5 separate regions of the Homo sapiens genome follow, and all the other regions are linked to region 1. The links are chromatin contacts, found by Hi-C or POLR2A ChIA-PET in ENCODE. All regions are on one chromosome and are shown on one strand. Each heading gives the region's core, a stretch centred on a gene start or an enhancer-like site at or near the end of the contact. The rest is flanking DNA. Distances are from core to core; before and after follow the strand shown.

The links. A loop is a pair of places that touch in the nucleus more often than their neighbours do. ChIA-PET counts read pairs that join two places held with the same protein, here RNA polymerase II (POLR2A). Pooled maps may share reads with other maps.
Region 2: a map with no recorded cell type shows a loop between it and region 1 (5-fold over the local background). The contact joins two enhancer-like sites. A Hi-C loop is called at or near these places in 1 of 37 single-sample maps with no recorded cell type and 2 of 50 pooled maps. POLR2A ChIA-PET finds 5 or more read pairs at or near these places in 1 of 52 experiments (PC-9).
Region 3: a pooled map shows a loop between it and region 1 (2.5-fold over the local background). The contact joins two enhancer-like sites. A Hi-C loop is called at or near these places in 1 of 37 single-sample maps with no recorded cell type and 5 of 50 pooled maps. POLR2A ChIA-PET finds 5 or more read pairs at or near these places in 1 of 52 experiments (AG04449).
Region 4: a loop to region 1 is called in a pooled map, with 2.0 times the contacts of the local background. The contact joins two enhancer-like sites. A Hi-C loop is called at or near these places in 2 of 50 pooled maps. POLR2A ChIA-PET finds 5 or more read pairs at or near these places in 2 of 52 experiments (WTC11 and activated naive CD4-positive, alpha-beta T cell).
Region 5: a map of IMR-90 shows a loop between it and region 1 (7-fold over the local background). The contact joins two enhancer-like sites. A Hi-C loop is called at or near these places in 1 of 168 maps with a recorded cell type or tissue (IMR-90), 1 of 37 single-sample maps with no recorded cell type and 3 of 50 pooled maps.

What each region holds. Positions count from the first base shown.
Region 1 is chr14:71,554,167-71,558,060 of GRCh38, reverse strand. All of the region lies in intron 4 of SIPA1L1 (signal induced proliferation associated 1 like 1), which reads right to left. Among named protein-coding and RNA genes, the nearest start is that of SNORD56B, 160 kb to the right of the region's middle. RefSeq lists a silencer at 1,919-2,018 and enhancers at 2,439-2,498, 2,609-2,668, 2,829-2,888. Within about 2 kb of position 2,265, at least 9 of the 41 ENCODE cell types and tissues checked have a DNase peak (open chromatin) inside an H3K27ac peak, as active enhancers do.
Region 2 is chr14:71,116,532-71,120,425 of GRCh38, reverse strand. No RefSeq gene overlaps it. Among named protein-coding and RNA genes, the nearest start is that of SIPA1L1, 200 kb to the left of the region's middle. RefSeq lists a silencer at 3,400-3,694. Within about 2 kb of position 1,990, at least 10 of the 41 ENCODE cell types and tissues checked have a DNase peak (open chromatin) inside an H3K27ac peak, as active enhancers do.
Region 3 is chr14:71,163,434-71,167,327 of GRCh38, reverse strand. No RefSeq gene overlaps it. Among named protein-coding and RNA genes, the nearest start is that of SIPA1L1, 160 kb to the left of the region's middle. Within about 2 kb of position 1,892, at least 5 of the 41 ENCODE cell types and tissues checked have a DNase peak (open chromatin) inside an H3K27ac peak, as active enhancers do.
Region 4 is chr14:71,243,783-71,247,676 of GRCh38, reverse strand. No RefSeq gene overlaps it. Among named protein-coding and RNA genes, the nearest start is that of SIPA1L1, 75 kb to the left of the region's middle. Within about 2 kb of position 1,821, at least 2 of the 41 ENCODE cell types and tissues checked have a DNase peak (open chromatin) inside an H3K27ac peak, as active enhancers do.
Region 5 is chr14:71,854,105-71,857,998 of GRCh38, reverse strand. No RefSeq gene overlaps it. Among named protein-coding and RNA genes, the nearest start is that of RGS6, 76 kb to the left of the region's middle. RefSeq lists an enhancer at 1,668-1,737. Within about 2 kb of position 1,663, at least 2 of the 41 ENCODE cell types and tissues checked have a DNase peak (open chromatin) inside an H3K27ac peak, as active enhancers do.

The DNA.
Region 1 (3,894 bases), core at 1,016-3,515:
ATTTTTTTACCTATGTCACCTGGAATGCCAACAAGAATATTACTTCTAAAAGTGAGTTTTTGGTGTAAAAATCATGAGACAACTGATTTAAGTATCACAAACCAACACTTAATAATTACCTACGATGTAAGTTAGCAATATTCATTTTCCAGCAAATTGGAAGCATTTTCACTTCAATGGATTTATATATTTCTAAAAAATTGAACTTGTACAAATTAGAAATATAGCAGTTATCACCATAAACTATGTTGGCAGTCAACTTGAGCCTAATGCTACAATCCATAACTATCACAGGAAAGTAAGGTAGGTTTTTTTATATCAGTTACATCTGAAAAGAGTCACAATTTCTGGGCCTCTTAAAGTATGAACTCACATAGGAGTCAATCATGACTAGTTTAATTTTATTTTACTTTGTTCATTTTCATATTTGTATTCAATAAGGTACTTTCGCAACGATCCAAATGTAACAGAACCACAGATTAACACAGAATTAAACAGGCACTCACATCTCAAGTACCACATCAAAGCCAAAAGTTAACAATTAGTGCAAGTGGCCCCTTTGTGCAGAGAACTACAAAAATACAACCTGTAGTAACCATGATCAGCAGCAAAGTGCTCCTAATTCTCAAATAGTGGATTTCTTTTCTTATGAAATTAATGGGTGGTAAGGACTTAGTTTGAAATTAATAAAATATCAGGGAAAAAATGTGATATCTAATGGGGAAACATTTTCCATGAGCAAAACTAATGAAAGAAATCACAAAAGAAAACATTGACAGATTTGGGTACATGAAACTTTTAAACATCTGTACATTAAAAGGCAAACCAAATACTAGTTTAAAAAATACCATAAATACAACGCAGACTGAATACACTGAATATATGCAAAGATTTGTGAAGGAAGATAAAATACTAAGATTCCAAAAGAAAAATGGGAAAAGAAGTATTAATGGGTATGGTGTTATGATAGCTATATTGGTTTTTGTCCACAGTTCCTAGCTCCTAACTCCCACAGTCCTTGTTATAATGCTGGGGTACTTTAGGCCTCAGGAAACAGAATCTCTCTCTCTCTGACCTCCTGTCCTTTCACCTGCCCAAGGCAGGGCTCTAATCTGATTGTGGATCAAAAGACACTCATTCCAGAGAGTCCTGCTCCATATCCTACGGGAAGGAAAGCTACACAGAAAGGCCAAGAAAAGTCTGAATAGACAGGCCTTGCTGGATTTAGATAATGTGCTTTTTGTCCAATCACATTTCTACACGGTTGTCAACCAGGCCATGTAATAAAACCTCCTTGTATAAAAACCCAAAGGACCAGGTTTGAAGAGCTTCTGGAGAGGTGAACATGTAGAAGTTCTTGGAAGGTGGCACGCCAAAGGAGGGCACGGAAGCTCCGTGCTCCTTCCCTGATACCTTGCCCTACACAACGCTTCATCTGAATCCTTTGTAATATCCTTTTAAATAAATCAGTAAACATGTTTCCCTGAGTTCTGTAAGCTGCTCCAGCAAATTAATTAAACCCAAACATGGGGTTGTGGGAACACCAACTTAAAGTTGGTCAGTCAGAAGTCTGGAGGCCTGGATTTACCAATGATGTCCAAAGATGTAAGGGGCAGTCTTGGGGACTGAGCCCCCAACCTGTGGAATCTGACACTATCTTAGGGTGGATAGTGTTGGAACTGAATTGAGAACATCCAGCCAGTGTACGCTGTTTGGCATGTGGAGAAAAAAACCCACAGCTTTTGTCACAGAAGTGTTTTCTGTGTTGATGATTGTCATGGTGGTATGAAAGCAGAGGAAAGACACGGTTTGAGAGTTTTTCTGAAACAGTAGGCAATTCACAAAAGAAAAAATTGGTTAAACATTTGAAAAATGTTTCTGTTCAATAAATACAATACAGGCACACCTCATTTTATGGCACTTCACTTTATTGCACTTTGCAGGTGTTTTTTTTACAAATTGAAGGTGTGAGGCAACCCTGCATTGAGCAAGTCTGTCAGTGCTATTTTTCCAACAGCATGTGCTCACTTCCTGTCTCTGTGTCACATTTTGGTAATTCCCACAATATGTCAAACTTTGTCATATTATTACATCTGTTTTGGTGATTTCTAATCTGTGATCTTTGATGTTACTACTAATCTTTTGGGGAATGCCACAAACTGCACTCACAGAAGACGGCAATCAATCAACAAATGTCAAACAATCAACAAATGTCGTTTGAGTTCTGACTGCTCCACCCACCAGCCATTCCCCATCTGCCTCCCTCTCTTTGGGCTCTCTAGTCTCTGAGACCACAACACTGAAATTAGAATGGCCTCTAAGTTCAAGCGAAACTTGAAAGTGAAAGGAAGAGTCACAGGTGTCTCATTTTAAATCAAAAGCTAGAAATGATTAAGCTTAGTGAGGAAGACATTTGAAAGTTGAGAGGCTGAAAGCTAGGATTGTACCAGTTAGCCAAGTTGTGAATGCAAAGGAAAAGTTTTTGAAGAAAATTAAAAGTACTACTGCAGTGAACACATAAATGATAAGAAAGCAAAACAGCCTTACTGCTGAGATGGAAAGTTTTAGTGTTCTGGAGAGAAAGAAGATCAAATCAGCCACAACATTCTCTTAAACCAAAGCCTAATCCAGAGCAAGGCCCTAACTCTCTTCAATTCTATGAAGGCTGAGAGAGGTGAAGAAACTCAGAAGAAGAGTTAGAAGCCAGCAGACATTGGTTCATCAGGTTTCGGGAAGGAAGCTGTCTCCATAACATGAAAGTGCAAGCTCACCAGCAAGTTATCCAGAAGATCTAGCTAAAATGATTGATAAGGTGACTACAATAAACAACAGATTTTCAGTATAGATGAAACAGCCTTCTCTTAGAAGAAAATGTCATCCAGGACTTTCATAGCTACAGAGGAGAAGTCAATGCCTGGCTTCAAAGGTTCAAAGAACAGTCTGACTCTCTTATTAGGGGCTAATGCAGCTGGAGACTTAAAGTTGAAGCCAATGCTTATTTACAATCTGAAAATCGTAGGGCCCTTAAGTATGCTTTAAGAAAAATAAGAGGTATTAATTTTTATAAAATGTGCTCATTAGCTACTGGAAGAGTGAAATTGTTGTTTTTTTTTTAAATTAGGAATATGTATCGAGAGCCTTTAAAATGCTTACATACTTTTTTTCCCAGTTATTTTATTCCTGAGTATTTTTTAAGGAAACAATTCAAAAGACAAAATTCTGTGCAAAAAAAGGGTTCATCACAGCATTATTTAGGATAGCAAGGAGCTATAAACAACCTAAATGCTCCCAAACTATGTTTATAGCAATAAATATTATAAAAAGTGTGGTAGCCCAAGTGTAGCAGATCAGGGGAACAAGAATGAAATTCCCAAAACCTCACCAAAAAATTTTATGAAGAATCAAATCACAGGATGTTGTAATTTGTGAACTGTTATCTTTTTCTTATCAATATAGAAGTTAACAACAACAACAACAAGCTCTCTTTATACAGAAGGTCACCTGTGGGAAGTGTTACTCAAGAATGCTGAGAACATCTTCGGTTTCACAGTGGGGCAGAACTGACAGGGAGCTAAAGACTGAAAGCAACAGAAAAAGAACATCTTTTCTCACCAGCCTACATCAGAAAAGCAGATACATTTTTTTAACTTTCTTCTTTAAAAATCTTTATATTTTTTATTTTTAAGTCTGTGGTGTTTAAGTTGCACGATTTTAAGGTCATCTGCTTTTAAATTCAATATCATGGCTTCATGTGTGCAAAGAAAGCAGTAATACTGTTTAAAAAGAAATGAGGAATCTAAACTTCCTTAAATTAACATTTGAAGGTTTGAGCACAGTGAAACCAAGGTTCAATATCAAGACATTAATTTGTTCAGAAAAAAAAATACTGTATCT
Region 2 (3,894 bases), core at 741-3,240, 440 kb after region 1:
CCACCATGCCTGGCTAATTTTTGTATTTTTAGTAGAGATTGGGTTTCACCATGTTGGTCAGGCTGGTGTCGAACTCCCGACATCTAGTGATCTGCCCGCCTTGGCCTCCCAAAGTGCTGGGATTACAGACGTGAGCCACTGTGTCCGGCTGCCATCATTTTTTTCATTGGCCCTCTCATCCATGACCCACATTACCTGTAGGTTGCCTTTGTGACCCGAATTTCAAGGGGGTGACTTAATATAGGTAGAGAAATAGTGATGTTAATGAGGAACTTGTTGGAACTTACAGAACTGAATAGTTTTCTGGTTTCCAGAAAGAAAAATATTTGATCCCAATGAAGCTATTTTTGGCTTCCTATTTTCTGGCCCCAAATCTTCCAAGAAAAAGTCTAAGGTCACACAAAATGAATCATATGCCTGTGGCCTGGGTGGTTTTCAGTAGTTAAACCATTTAACTTTTCCAAACACTCATTCCACCAAGCTCAGGAAAAATACAAAGTTCACTCACTTCTTACCTGAAGCCTATTTCAGTCCTTGGGTTACCTGTGGAGATTTTATTTCATTTAGAATGAATGGAAAGGTTAAGCTAGGGCTGGAAAAGCACCCTGCATTGGCTAAATCCTGTCTCTGCTATTGTTGCAGCTATAACTCCACAGGGGGTCATGTCTGAAATGGAGGAGAGTTAATAAGACCTTAGGCCAGGCCGGGCACGGTGGCTCACGCCTGTAATCCCAGCACTTTGGGAGGCCAAGGCAGGCAGATCACAAGGTCAGGAGATCGAGACCATCCTGGCTAACATGGTGAAACCCCTCTCTACTAAAAATACAAAAAAATTTGCCAAGCGTAGTGGCACATGCCTGTAATCCCAGCTACTCAGGAGGCTGAGGCAGGAGAATTGCTTGAGCCTGGGGGGCAGAGGTTGCAGTGAGCCGAGATTGTGCACTGCACTTCAGCCTGGGCAACAAAGCAAGACTCCATCTCAAAAAAAAAAAAAAAAGACCTTAGGCCAGGAAAATCACTGCCTAGAAAAGTGAACAGGAAAAAACTCACTGTGCTGTAACAAAAAACACTGATCTTGAAATCATGAGTAATGTGACTCTGTCATCTAACCAGAGCCTGCAAGAGTACAAAATGTTGGTCAGATCCTGCGTATGTGTCACTGGTCTAGACATCTCTGCTTTACCTGAGGTGTCTGGCCTACCTCTATGATACATTTTGGACTGGGTGGGACACAGATTTCAGATAGCTGCCATGCCCACACCCACTTTGGAGGCCACTGATCTTGTTTTCCCTCAGCTCCCATTATTCAAGTGGATTGGTTTGTACCACAAAACCCTGTGCACTCCTCTCACTACTCTAACCCTCCAATAGTGGCTGGGTACAATCAGTAGGCTAGCTAGCAACTAAGGCATGGCTGAATCTGAAATGAAAGAATATAGCCAGTAAAGTCAAGGCAAAGGCAAGTCAAAGTTTAAGTAATTAGATGTTGTAATAGATGGGTGAGGATGCCAACTGACATTAAGAAAAGACTTGACAAGAGGTTAGCTTGTTTCAGATCAACCCTTCAATCAAAAATAATGAGGAAAGCTGTACAAAGCATAAAAATATACTTGAAGGTGTTGGAGTGCTACCGCAGTAACTACGACTTTAGGGGCCAAGACCCCAGAGAGAAGGAAGCCCAGAGAGGGAAGACTGGTATTTGGTGTTGTAACAGGACTGCCAGGTTTGTATGCCCGCTGGGCGACAACAGATCAATACTACACTGACAACGGGAACTGCAGCAACATTGGAATTTAATAATCCAAGGCTGCTGGATGAGAAAATGGAGGGGAATTCTCAAGCCATGAATCTGTTCCCTCGAGGGGTTCTGGGCGTGTCTTTAAGGGGATGGTGGAGGACAACAGGCTGGAAAATTGGGGTTGTTGATTGGTCCTGGTAAAGAGATGAAATCATAGGATATGGAAACTATTCTTCCATGAGTCAGCTTCTTACGGGGCCCTTCAGCCAGCCGGTGTCAGTAGTTTCGTTGATATGCAAAACCTAAAGGAGAAACTCTTAGATTTTAGCTATAGAACAAAGTCTTGTGACAAGGCCTACATTTTCCTGGGGTAGTAAGCAGCGGCCAGCTACAGGGAAGTAGGCCAAAGGGCAAGCTGGCTTAATGATTACTGCTCATTGTACTGCAAACCTAGTTGAATTTTATTTTCTCCCTTAATCAATTTTATAAAGTTTTCTTGGGGATGGTTTCAGTGCCACATCTGCCAATTTGAAAGCAGTGGCTGAGAAACTGAGCAGTGATTTTGGACTTTCACAAGGCTGGGGTGTTTGTAATTACAATTCAGGGCCCGCCAAAGATGAAACCCAGTCTTTAAGTTTGTATATCTAAAGGGCTACACCCTAGTAGTAAAAGAGAAACAGATCAGTTCTCAGAAGGCTGAAGATCATCTTCCAAACAGCTCATTCCCTTATTTCCTACCTTGTTTGCCAAAAGTAAAAGTAGATCATCTTGAGGAAGATTATAACATCTACAGCCTCAATTATGTACAGATTTTCATATACTGTGTCTGGCATTCAATCAGAATGTATTCTGAATGAATACCAGTGTCTGGTATTCAATCAGAAATACACAGACAAAAGACAAAACAGAGAAACAAGAGGGGGAAAAAAAAAACAACAGAAACAGAATCACAGGAGACCCAGATGTTGGAATTATCATATATGAGCTTTAACTGTAGTTAATATGTTTAATAAATTAAATAGTGAGCAAGAACATCAGCAGGTAACTGGAAATATATTAGAGGATCAAATGCAAATTCTGGAACTGAAAAATATACAAATTAAAATTAATAACTCAATAGATCAGTTTAGCAGAATATTAGATACAGATGATGAAAGAAAAATAACAACTGGAAGATATGTAGAATAAAATATTTAAACTAAATATGGAGAGACCAAAGATAGGAAATTCAGAAAAGAACATGAGATAAAGGACATGGTAAAATATGTGTATAATTGTGGTGTGAGAGGAGGAGAGAAAAATAATATGGCAGAAGGAATATTTGAAGAGATAATGGCCAAGATTCAGTGATAATAAAAAACACTTTGGCAAGATAAATACAAAGAAAACTACACACAGGCACTATATGGAAAGCTTTAAAAATCAAAGACAAAAATAATTGGAGGATTAAAAATACATTGCCCTTAAAAGAGCAACAAGACTAAAAAAATCATGAAAGGTAGAAGACAGTGGAATGATTCCTTTGAACTGCAGAAAGAAAATAACTGCCAAGCCAAATCTCTGTATCTCACAAAAATAAAGTCTCTGTATTTATTTCTGTATCTCACTGAAATAGTCTCTTTCCTCCAAATTCAAGATAGCCTTTGTTCACAGGAGTTGACTCGGGGTAATCAAAAGTTATATGCAGATTTTCAACTGTGCCGGGCGTTGGCACCCCTAATCCCTGCGTCGTTCAAGGGTCAACTGTATTACAAACACACAGAGGCACTACTGGGTATCTGGTTAAGTTCAGTGCTATCCTGGAATGTTGACTTTATATGATAAAGACAGGTCAAGAATATTTGCTTTAAGATGAGGCCACAGATGTGGAGTATTTTTATATGGGCCGGTTGCTTCTGTATCCGTAAATAGTGCTCTCATAAGAAAAAAGGAACCTCGGACTGAAAGATGACTTTCCCCTTTTGGCATGGTTCACTGGGCACTGAAACTGAATGGCATCTTTAAAAGTTTCACAGACAAGGTAGATTCATCTCCAGTTATTTGCTGTTAATGCTTGAGAAATTGCAAAGCAACCTTGGGATCCTCTTGCATTAAATTACATTTTCCCAAGGATGAAGCTTAATTATATTTAGTTGCCTTGGATAAGCACCTATGGA
Region 3 (3,894 bases), core at 643-3,142, 390 kb after region 1:
ATCATTTGAGGTCAGGAGTTCGAGACCAGCCTGGCTAACATGGTGAAACCACATCTCTACTAAAAATGCAAAATTAACCCAGCAGTAGTGGTACGCGCCTGTGATCCCAGCTACTTGGGAGGCTGAGCCAGGAGAATCACTTGAGCCTGGGAGGCAGAGCTTGCGGTGAGCCGAGATGGTGCCACTGCACTCCAGCCTGGGTGAGAGAGTGAGACCCTATCTAAAAAAAAAAAAGGAACAGAATACTGATACTAGTACACAGATAGACCTCACAAATATCACACTAAGTAAAAGAAGTCATATGCAACAGGACACCAAGTGAAGTGTATGCTTCCATTTAAATGAAGTGTCCAGAAAAATCAAAACTGCAGAGACAGAAAGTAGATTAATGGTCACCTAGGGTGGGGATGAGGCTGGCACAGAGTTACTTTAGGGAGTGATGAAAATAGTGTAAGATCTGATTGTAGCTATGGTTGCACAGCTCTGTCAGTATACTAACATTATTAAATGGTACACTAAGAAGCTTAGAAGGAGTGAATTTACAGTATGTAAATTATACCTCAATAGAGCTTAAAATAAAATTCAGAACACAAGTAGACAGAAAACCCTAAGCAGCAGCAAATTCCTTCACCTTCTCTTGCCTTTCTGCGTCTCTCTAATGCCCCCTATGTGCAGAGCCTCAGCAGGAAAAGCTTTGCAGCTGGGAAAGCAGAAATTTGCTCATGAAGTTCCAGCCTCCACCTCCCAGAGCAGGATAGAGCAGGTTAATTTGAAGCAGAAAGACAGTTACTTAATAACTGTTGCAGGAAGGTAAGTGCTGCCCAAAAGAAGGAGGGTTCCTGGAAAAGGGCTGGAAGATTTGCCAGGCAATCTGCACAATAAAATTCCACATCAGAGGGCCTGGCAGGCTGGGGAAAATGGGCAGGAACTCAGACTCAAAATCCTGGAGAAGTGGGAACCTGTAGAGTGCGAGAGAGACTCTGTTGACCCCGGGAGTCAAAGGGCAGGGCAGGTGCTGATAAGCAAGGAGTCAGGGATTGGGGGTGAAATGGTTCTGAATCTGAAGACTTTGTGGACAGGGAGCACCTTGTTCTAAAAGACATGACATCCTCAGAGTCAAGGAGCATGCCAGTCTCACCCATGGCAGGGGAAACTCTTCCCAGTGGTGTGGGTTTGTGAGAGCTACGGGGTCTGAAATACTCCCATTAAAGGGCTCATTCATTTGAGATCACCCCTTTCCACCCTTACAAGACGCAAATACTCTTAAAATGGCAGCCCGGGTTTTTATCAGTCTAAAGTATGTATTGCGTGACTACCATGTGCCAGGCACTGTGCTACTTCCCGGCATTTCTAAATCACTCCTTCCCCTGACAGGAGAAAACACCGGCAGATGAGAGGGATAAGGAAATCGAGATAAGGAAAGTTCCTGAACGCCAAAGCGTCTGGACACTCAGGAAAGTCCAGCCTAGAGACACAGAAAGTGGATCTGTAGTTGCCGGGAGTTGGGGTTCAGGGGGCAGTGACAGGAAGTGGGCATGCGGTTCCTTCCTGGAGTAATGGGAATGTTCTGAAATTAGGTGGTGGGGATGTTGCACAACCCTGACAATAAACTGTATCAGCAATCATAGATACAGTCACTAAACTGTGCACTTAAAATGGGTGAATTTTATAGTATGTACATTTCCCTCAATAAAGCAATTTAAAAAAAGGAAAGTATCTCAAAAGCAAGTGTTTAGGGACACGTGAGTAGATAAGGACAAGATGTCCACTGAGGACTCAGCATTCAGCCAGCACAGGGGCTGCGGCCATGAAAGACCTATGAAGCCGATTTCTACTGCCACACCCTCCCTGTTGCAGCTGTGCCGGGGCTGCCTCTGGCTGGGCCTTCCTGGTGGCCCTGAGGGAGAAGGCATTGCTTATCAGATTGGTCAGAGTTTCCAGACATTCATCTTCTCCCTTTACTGGTGAGCAGGATCATCGCATGCTCAGTCCCACATTCCTGCCTGTCTCTCCCCACTATCGCTGTGCCTGTGAGGGAGGGTGACTGAGAGTCAGCCCAAGGGCAAGCCCTGGCAGGGAGCTCTGCCCTCAGGTTCCTTTTTCCATGCAGCCTGAGACTGAGATTCAGGTGTAGGATGAGGCTGTATGGCTTGTGGACGCCCACCCAGCTTTTACCACCATTCTGCAAAGAGGTTACTGGGTTCTGGCTCAGCTATTAATAAAATGGTATATTCATTCCTACTCTGTACTTGTCACTTTGTGTGTGTGAAAAATAAGGCAGCATTTGAGCATTTCTGGTCTCTTGCTATAAAACAATCAAACACCATCCAACTCTCAGCTATATTGCCTTAGAGCATTCCAGGTTGAATTAACGATGTGCTTAATTGTAGCTGTTGCAAATTCATATACTGGTTTGCAGCAGTAGGGCTGGACACTTACAAATGAGCCTGGCTATTAACTGACCAGTGATTCTAACACTTTAATGTGCATACGCATGACTTAGAAGCTCTCCCTAAAATGCAGGTTCTGATTCCGGAGGTTGGGATGACACCCTGGATTCTGTGTGTCTAATAAGCTTCATGTGTTGGTGTCCTTGCTGGTGGTTCGTGGACCACAAGTTGAGCAGCTTGCATCTAGAGTTTCTCTGCCGCTATGAAGCTTCTGCTCCTTCTCCTGGAGCATCCACCTGCACAGGAAAGGCCAGGCCTTTTCCCAGCAGAAGCTCATGCGACCCACTGGGCTCTCTGGGTGTGCACTGAGGGACTCTAGGCCTCGACATCAGGTCCCGGCTCCAGATCCTGCAGTGGCTGCAGGTCAGAATCATAGCCATAGCAAAGGCAGCAGCTGCCTCACTTACCACCCCCCTCTCACCCCCCACCCCGCCTCCCACCAGCAGAGAATGTAAGGAACAGCTGATTAAGCAGAAAGGGACATGCTCCAGCTGAGATCAGCCATTCACCAAGGACTCCCTTAGTCGGGAGAGGACAAGCGCCATATGTCCCCTGCTCAGCACCTTTGAGGTCTGACTCCTGCAGGTGATGGGCCCTGAAGTGCTGCCAACAGCAAACAAGACAGAATTTGCTGCTGAAGGCAGAAAAAGCCACCCCTGAGCTCACTTTGCCATTGCCTGAGCCAGAGAACATGTGCTTAGCATCACTAGGTGCCTTGGACACAGACAGAGGTGATGAAGACCAGGTTCTTGTCTTTGGGAGCCCACTACCCTGGGCAATGTGAAGTGTAAATACCCGTGGGCCATGGCAGGGTAAAAAGGAGGCCCCAATACAGAGAAAAACTGCTTAGGAATAGGGAGACACATGCCAGTAGGGAGAAGAAACTCCCTTGGAGAGGGTGGCATCAGAGCTGTGTCTGAAAGTGTGGGTAGGATCATAGTGGGTGGAGATGAGCGGAGAGAGAGATCACAGTCTATGTGGGAGGAAATGTAGAAGGGGGATGTTGAGCGCATGTCTGAAGAATGGAGGGTCCGTATGTGCCTTTGATAAGGAAAGAGATGTGCAGTGCACCGTGCCCGTTAGCATCTGCTGTGTGCTACACACTTGGTGGACATAGTAGAGGCTACAGGAAGTGAAAGAAAAGCAAATACTCTGAAAATGACAACACATTTGTGCATTCTAAAATATCCAGAGGTCACAGGCAGAAAGGGCCATGAGCAAAAGACAGAGCAATAGAGTTCAGAGAAGGGGTTACATTCCTTGGGGCCTGTTTTTGGAGAACTGTGGGTACCTAGGAAGCAGCCAGGCGGGCAGGCAGGCAGACTATCTGATTAACCAGGAACTGGTCTTCCTATATAGAGAACTAGAAAGTGTGGCCCTTTTCCCTTGGTGTTCTACCTCCGCGTTCAGCACCTTCTCCCCACCTGCCTGACACTGAAGGATC
Region 4 (3,894 bases), core at 572-3,071, 310 kb after region 1:
TATAAATTACCCTGTCTCAGGTATTTCTTTATAGCAATGCAAGAATGAACTAATACAGTGAATATCTGGGGCAGTGGGGGAAACAGAAGTAAGGCATTAGTAGGAATGAGAGATATGAGAGATGGGAGAGGGGTCCACATTTAGATCCTATCTGTAACTCATTTACTCTTCCTGCACACTGACTCATCTCTGAGCTAGGAGATGCTCGTATGGACTGCAGAAGTTTGGCTCTTGTATTTAGAGTGGAATGGTGTCCTGAGCTCTTGCTGGTCATTGATGAGTACAGGGAAGAGGGCATGGCTATAGTGACTGGTCAGCTGGAATCACCATCACATCAGGAAAAATGACTGAAGAGCCACGCTCTAAGGATGCTGTCATCATAGCAGGAGACACATAGTCTTCTATGCTGTCATTACCACAGCTCCTATCAGACTTGCCCTGACAGGCCAGTTTAGTTAGAGTGGAGAGACTCATTGGGAATGAAGAGACTGGGGCCCATGAGGCACTGACACAGGCAGGACAGGGAGACAGCCGAGTTGCAGGAGGACTGGGAGCCGTGGTCCCCAATACATAGTCTAGTGTGCCAACCTTGTTTCTTATCTCTGTGAACTTTCACTTTTCTTTTTTCCAGAACTTGACTTCAGGATTCTAAAAATAAAAAGAAAACAACAAAAAGGCCTGGCATGGTGGCTCCCTCCTGTAATCCCAGCATTTTGGGAGGCCAAGGCAGGAGAATCACTTGAGCCCAGGAGTTTGAGACCAGCCTGGGCAACATAGTGAGACCCCATCTCTATTTAAAAAACAAAACAAATAAAAAACAACAAAAATAATATCCATGTATAGTCATACATCTAGTATATACCAGGCACACACAACAACTCTTTTGCTTATTTTCTTTTGCCCATACTAACCCTCCCCTCACCCACTTCCTGCCCTTATCTTTCTCTTCAGCTTCCTGTTGGGTTTGGCCAAGGATGGGAGACAGTAATGGAGGTCAGAGAATGACAGGACAGAAAAATAGGGGTATTTGTTTTCCACATCTCCATGTCTATAGCCCCTAGGCCAGAACCATTTTTCATGGGCTTACAGAATGCCCCATTTATTGCCATGATATCTGTATTAGTCCATTCGTGCACTGCTATAAAGAAATACCTGAGACTGGGTAACTTATAAAGAAAAGGGGTTTAATTGGCTCATGGTTCTGCAGGCTGTACAGGAAGCATGGCTGGGGAGGCCTCAGGAAACTCACGATCCTGGTGGAAGGTGAAAGGGAAGCAGGCACATCTTACAGGGCTGGAGCAGGAAGAAGAGTGTGAATGGGGAGGAGCTACACACTTTTAAACAACCAGGTCTCCTGAGAACTCACTCACTATCACGAGAACAGCAAGGGGGAAATCCGTCCATGATCTAGTCACCTCCCACCAGGCCCCTCCTCCAACACTGGGAATTACCATTCAATATGAGATTTGGGCGGGGACACAGAACCAAACCATATCAGCATCCCTCACAGCACTGCCTCCTTTGAATGAACTCACATGCCAAAGGAAGGGTGGCAGAGCTGGGCCTAGAGAAAGCAAGTAGCTGCCCCATGCTCCTCAGCTAGAAAAGGGAGTCAACAGTCAAACCAGAGTTGATTCTGAACTCCCTGCTGTTTCCACCAAAGTGGCTGCACCTCATTATGGCCATGGTGGATACGTCTTCTAATATCATGGCAAAATGTCTGCCCCGCATTGAGCCTCAACAAAGGCGATTTAAAATGTTACCAGGAGAAAACAGGATGCTGTGGTGGAAAGTGCATTGAACTGAATGAGGGTGGTGAGGTTTGAGGGCTGTCTCTTGCTGTCTGAGACAACAGGTGGGTATGTTACCTCACTTCTCTTGACCTCAGTTAGTGCTCCCCAACAGAAGGAGGGCAGAGAGCCAAAGGGGAGGTTGAGACCACCCTGGCTCCGGGATGCTTCCCACCCACATCCAGTCGCCATTAACCAGAGCAATTCCTTGTGCAGTTGGGTCCTCATTCCTTCTCCTTTGCAAGGTGAATCCTGATTCTATTCACCCCCATCTGAATGGCTGTGTGCTTTGGCGGAAGAACCCACCCAGAAGGGACCTTTATCAGTCCCTTATAGCCTGTTGACCTCGTTTCCCTTTCCAAGGGACTGCTTTGCATGGGAGAGAAAGGCACTTCTGGCTGAAAAGATGTAAGGGAAACTTGCAAGAGGCTCTCTGGGAAGGGATTCCTTGCTTTTAAGAAGTTACGCAAGTGAAGGGATTTCTCTGTTTCCCACAGAAGCCATGAGGAAAGCCATCCTAAGAGGACACCACTCTATGGATAGGAAAGGGGATAGACGCGAGGAATCCGGGTCCTTGTTGTTGGCATTGGCCCCTTATTTAAATAACCCTGGAACTGCCCTCTCTCACCTAACTTCTGGTTTTATGAATAGTAAATGTTCCTACAATGTATGGATAATGTATTCAAACTCCTATGGTTCAAACTCTTTTCTGCTGGGTCTTCAGACTGTGGTTCTTATATTCATTTCTAATATCCAAGGACATTGTCTAATGGAGATAGTTCTGTCCTGATCATTTTTGGATCTTCTTATTTTGTTGTCTTTTCCAAACTACTATGTATTTCCTTTAAACGGTCACCCCAGCCAGGTATGGTCAAGTATCACATAATAAACACTCTAGAAATTTAGGAATCACTGTCATCTGAATTTGCTGCCTTTAGTGTTCTCTATTCTCAATTCTCCCAGCTTTAAACGTTTTCTTCATTACCCAGTATTCAACTCTCTCTCTTCCTTGGGTTTGACTTTGAGTCCTGCCTTTTCTATGTTGGCTTTAACTTCCCATTGGTTAAGATCCAGGGACTGAAGATTCTACTGCCTTCCCATGATTTCGGTAATGTCCCTAGGATTTTCCCTCCCATTTCCTACCTCCATGTTATCCCCTTGATTCCCTTCTGGGTCATCTCAGTATCTTTGCTTCTAATCCTTTTTTGTTAGGGTTTCTCTTCTGGGCTCTACTGCTAGCACATCTGCTTGCTCAGTCCAGAGGTTTTATCCAGTTGCTGGGACTCTGTAGTCTGTCTGCACTGGCTCTAAGTTCCCTCCCTTAAGTGCTGAGTTGTCATCAACTCTGCTTCCCAAGAGGGTTGCTCCTCTTGCGTGTGCACTTTATGAAAAAAGCCAGCAGCAGCTGTTACCTAGGAAGAGTTTCTTCCTCTGCGGAGTTCTGCACAGTTGTCTCTGCCCCTTCGCTGACAGACAGAAATTTAAATCTTGCTCTGGATATTTTTGATGCAAAGAGACACACTCTCAAACGACGCAACTCTGTTTTATGCTGCTGACCACCTTCTCATCCCCAGGCTTAGAAACCAGGCCTCCTTCTGTTTGGTATTAGATATTTTAGGTATTTTGGTATTTATATGAGAACTACATTAGGAGCTGAGAGGTATGCAAAAATGTACAAAAAGTCTCCCTGCCCTTGTTTTAGTAAGAGATGTCTGCCTACCTTCCAGCTCTTAAATTCCGTGCTTCCAAATAAGAGAGTAAAATATTCCACTTTATGGATTGCTAACAGATTCTTGGACTGAAGCAAAAGTCAACCTTAACACACCTGATTGGATAACAATGCAAAGTACAGTGGTATAACATGTGCAATGCATTGTCTTTTCCTTCTAAAAACTCATTTTATGAAACTCCTGAATTGAATCAGGCTTGAACTTCCTGTGGCATAAAACCAAATAGAATTACACCAATGCTAAAAATGTAAATGTATCCCAGATACCAGACTGATGTATTCATGGGAACATTTAAGCCTGAAGACTTGCATGCACGCATTTTGATGATGAAGCAGAGCCCAATGATCAAGCATTTGAGATAGAAACATTTATGG
Region 5 (3,894 bases), core at 414-2,913, 300 kb before region 1:
CTGTGTGATTTACGCTTTAAAGAGTTTCTGTTTGTATGTGTTTCCAGGATTTGTTTGAAGATTTAGAGCTCCTTTTAGCAGTTCTTATAGTGGTGGCTTGGTAGTGGCGAATTCTCTCAGCATTTGTTTGTCTGAAAAAGACTGCATCTTTCCTTCATATATGTTGCTTAGTTTTGCTGGATACAAAATTCTTGGCTGATAATTGTTTTGTTTGAGGAGGCTGAAGATAGGGCCCCAATCCCTTCTAGCTTTGCAGGGTTTCTGCTGGGAAATCTGCTGTTAATCTGATAGGTTTCCTTTATAGGTTACCTGAGTGTTTTTGTCTCACAGCTCTTAAAATTATTTTCTTTGTCTTAACTTTAGATAACCTGATGACAATATGCCTAGATGATGATCGTTTTGCGATGAATTTCCCAGCTGTTCTTTGTGCTTCTTTTATTTGCATGTCTAGGTCTCTAGCAAGGCCAGGGAAGTTTTCCTCGATTACTCCCCCAAATATGTTTTCAAAACTTTTAGATTTCTCTTCTTCCTCTGGAACACTGATTATTCTTAGGTTTGTTCCCTTAACATAATCCCAGACTTCTTGGAGGCTTTGTTCTTATTTTCTTATTGTTTTTCTTTGTCTTTGTTGGATTGGGTTAATTCCAAGACCTTGTCTTCGAGCTCTGAATTTCTTTTTCTACTTATTCAATTCCATTGCTGAGACTTTCCAGAGCATTTTGGATTTCTATAGGTGTGTCCAATATTTCCTGAAGTTTTGGTTGATTTTCTTTATGCTATCTATTTCCTTGAATATTTCTCCCTTCACTTCTTGCATCGTTTTTTGTATTTCCTTGCATTGGGCTTTGCCTTTCTCTGGTGCGTCCCTGATTGCTTGATAAGTAACCTCCTGAATTGTTTTTCAGGTAAATCAGGGATTTCTTCTTCTTGGTTTGGATCCACTGCTGGTGAGCAAGAGTGATTTTTGGGGGGTGTTAAAGAGCCTTGTTTTGTCATATTACCAGAGTTGGTTTTCTGGTTCCTTCTTATTTGGGTAGGCTCTGTCAGAGAGAAGGTTTAGGGCTGAGGGCTGTTGTTCAGATTCTTTTGTCCCATGGGGTGTTGCCTTGATGTAGTACTCTTCCTCTTTTCCTATGCATGTGGCTTCCTGTGAGCCAAGCTGCAGTGATTGTTATCTCTCTTCTGGGTCTAGCCACTTAGCAAGTCTACCCGGCTCTGGGCTGGTACTGGGGATTGTCTGCACATAGTCCTGTGATGTGAATCATCTATGGGTCTCTCAGTGTGGATACCAGTACCTGTTCCCATGGAGGTGGCAGGGGGTGAAATGGACTCTACGAGGTTGTCAGCTTTGGTGGTTTAATGTTCTATTTTTGTGCTGGTTGGCCTACTGCCAGGAGGTGGTGCTTTCCAGAAAGCATCAGCTGTGGTAGTATTGAGAGAAAATGGCAGTGGGCGGGGCCTTAAAACTCCCAAGAGTATATGCCCTTTGTCTTCAGCTACCAGGGTGCATAGGAAAGGCCCATCAGGTCGGGGCAGGGCTAAGCATGTCTGAGATCAGACTCTCCTTGGGCAGGTCTTGCTGTGGCTGCTGTGGGGTATGGGGGTGATGTTGCAAGGTCAATAGAGTAGTGTACCTAGCAGGATTATGGCTGCCTCTGCTGAGTCATGCAGGTTGTCAGGGAAGCGGGGGAAAGCCAGCAGTCACCAGCTTCACCCAGCTCCCACGCAAACCGAAGGGCCGATCTCACTCTCACCGTGCCCCTTCTAACAGCATTGTTTCTCTGCTCAGTTACACTACTATTGGCTGTTCTGGAAATCAGCAAACCAGTCAAATATGTTGTGTTCAATAGTTCCCTGGGGTTAGCAGACGTGGGCACACCTTAAAAACACAGTCAAGGTTGTCTTCAGCAACCTGTACCAGTCCTTTCTCTCTTCTGGTCCATCTGAAGTAGGTATTTTGTTTACAAATATTTCTCCAGCATCACACTCAGGAAATCTAAGATTAAATAAAAACTAAAAAGATGGTATTTCTGAAACATATTTCCTATAACATGTCCATCAAACAGAGAATGAAGAAATTGGAAGGATGAAAATGGAAGGAGGGATGGGGCATCAGTTGAGACAGAATGGGGGGTGGTACATTTTATGAATCCTCATTCCTACAAAATGAACCGCAAAGGCAGAGGCTTCTGTGTCTCTTGTATCTCCCCACATGCCCATCATGCTTTTTAAAAATCAGGCATTAAGAATTTGGGAATAGAAGGGACATTCATTTATTAAACATCATCTAAAATCAAGAGTCTAATCTTTAAAAACCTTCTTCAGTGGAGGGAGCTCACAGCCCTCTGACATGGGGGGAAGCTTATCTTCAGGCACACAAAATGGCAGAGGCCAGCAGGGGGCAGCAGCACAGCAGGAATATTGAGGCAAGCCTGGGGTATTGGGATGCAGCCAATGAAAAGTTGGCCAACAGGAAAATCATTGTCCTCTGCCCTTGGAAGAGCTTGATTAGAACCTGGAGCTTCACATAATAATCAAGATAAGAAATTTGGTGAAGTTCAATTTTCTTTTAAATTTTTGTCATGAAAAATTTCAAACACACACACACAGAATTAAAGAGAAAAGTATAGTGAACCAATATGTCCATTCCCCAGATTCATCATTATCAACATTCTGCCATACTTCCTCACCTGAACCTATTTTCTTTCTTTCTTTCTTATTTTAGAGACAATTGGAGTTTTAAATTTTAAAGTGTGTGTTCTTTCAAGGTGAGATTTGGTGAGTAGTCAAGCTCTAGTATAGTCCCACACTGCCATGAAGGACGTAAGCTCCTTTTATCCTTCTGCTCTGACACCCTTAGGTTACCTCATGGTGGCAAGATGGCAGCTGCACTTCTGGGAATCACATCCACATCCCAGGCAGAAGGCTGGGTGTAGTGGCTCATGCCTGTAGTCTCAGCACTTTGGGAGACCAAGGCGGGCAGATCACTTGAGATCAGGAGTTCAAGATCAGCCTGGTCAACATGGTGAAATCCTATCTCTACTAAAAATTCAAAAATTAGCTGGGCCTGGTGGTGGGCGTCTGTAATCCCAACTACTCAGGAGTCTGAGGAGGGAAAATCACTTGAACTCGGGAGGCAGAGTTTGCAGTGGGACTCCATCTCAAAAACAAACAAACAAAAAAACAACCATTCCAGGCAAAAAGAAGGAAGACCCAGGTTAAAAGGCAAATGTTAAAAGGCTACTTTCAGCATGAGAGAAAAAGACAGGGTGCTGGGGGAGCAGTAAAATTCAGGGACCACCACATGGAAATTCTAATTCAGCACCAAACAAATGTGAAGCTCAGAGGTAAGATAAGCTTAAAAAGCCACCTATGAAATAGGAGAGAATACTAGGAAGTCCAGCTCAGGAAAAATGCAACTGACATTTGTGTATCACTTCTTATAGCTTGCGATGAGATCAAGACTATACATGTTATCTCATTAAATTTGTCACAGCAACCCAATCGAGTAGGTTAAATAATTTTACAGATGATGAAATGAGACCTCAAGAGACCTCGTAACTTTCTCAAGGCTACAGAGCTGGTAAATAGTGGGTCCAAAATGATCTGCTCCTTATTGTCCTAATTTCCTTATTACTGATTCTTTCAGAGATATAATATGTGTTCCTCATGAAAAAAATCTGTAATCCTCACCATCGAAGGCCACTACTGCATATACTTGATTCCAAACCAGGAGCACAAAGGTGCGCATTCTTCTCGGGTCCATTGCAGTACACTGTTCAGCAAGCTGCAGTCCTAGCTGCGCCTTTAGTACGGGGGAAGCGGGGGTCCTGGATGAGGGTCTGGGCTGGGATGAGAGACCCTCATCCCCCAGCTCAGACACATCTGCTTTAA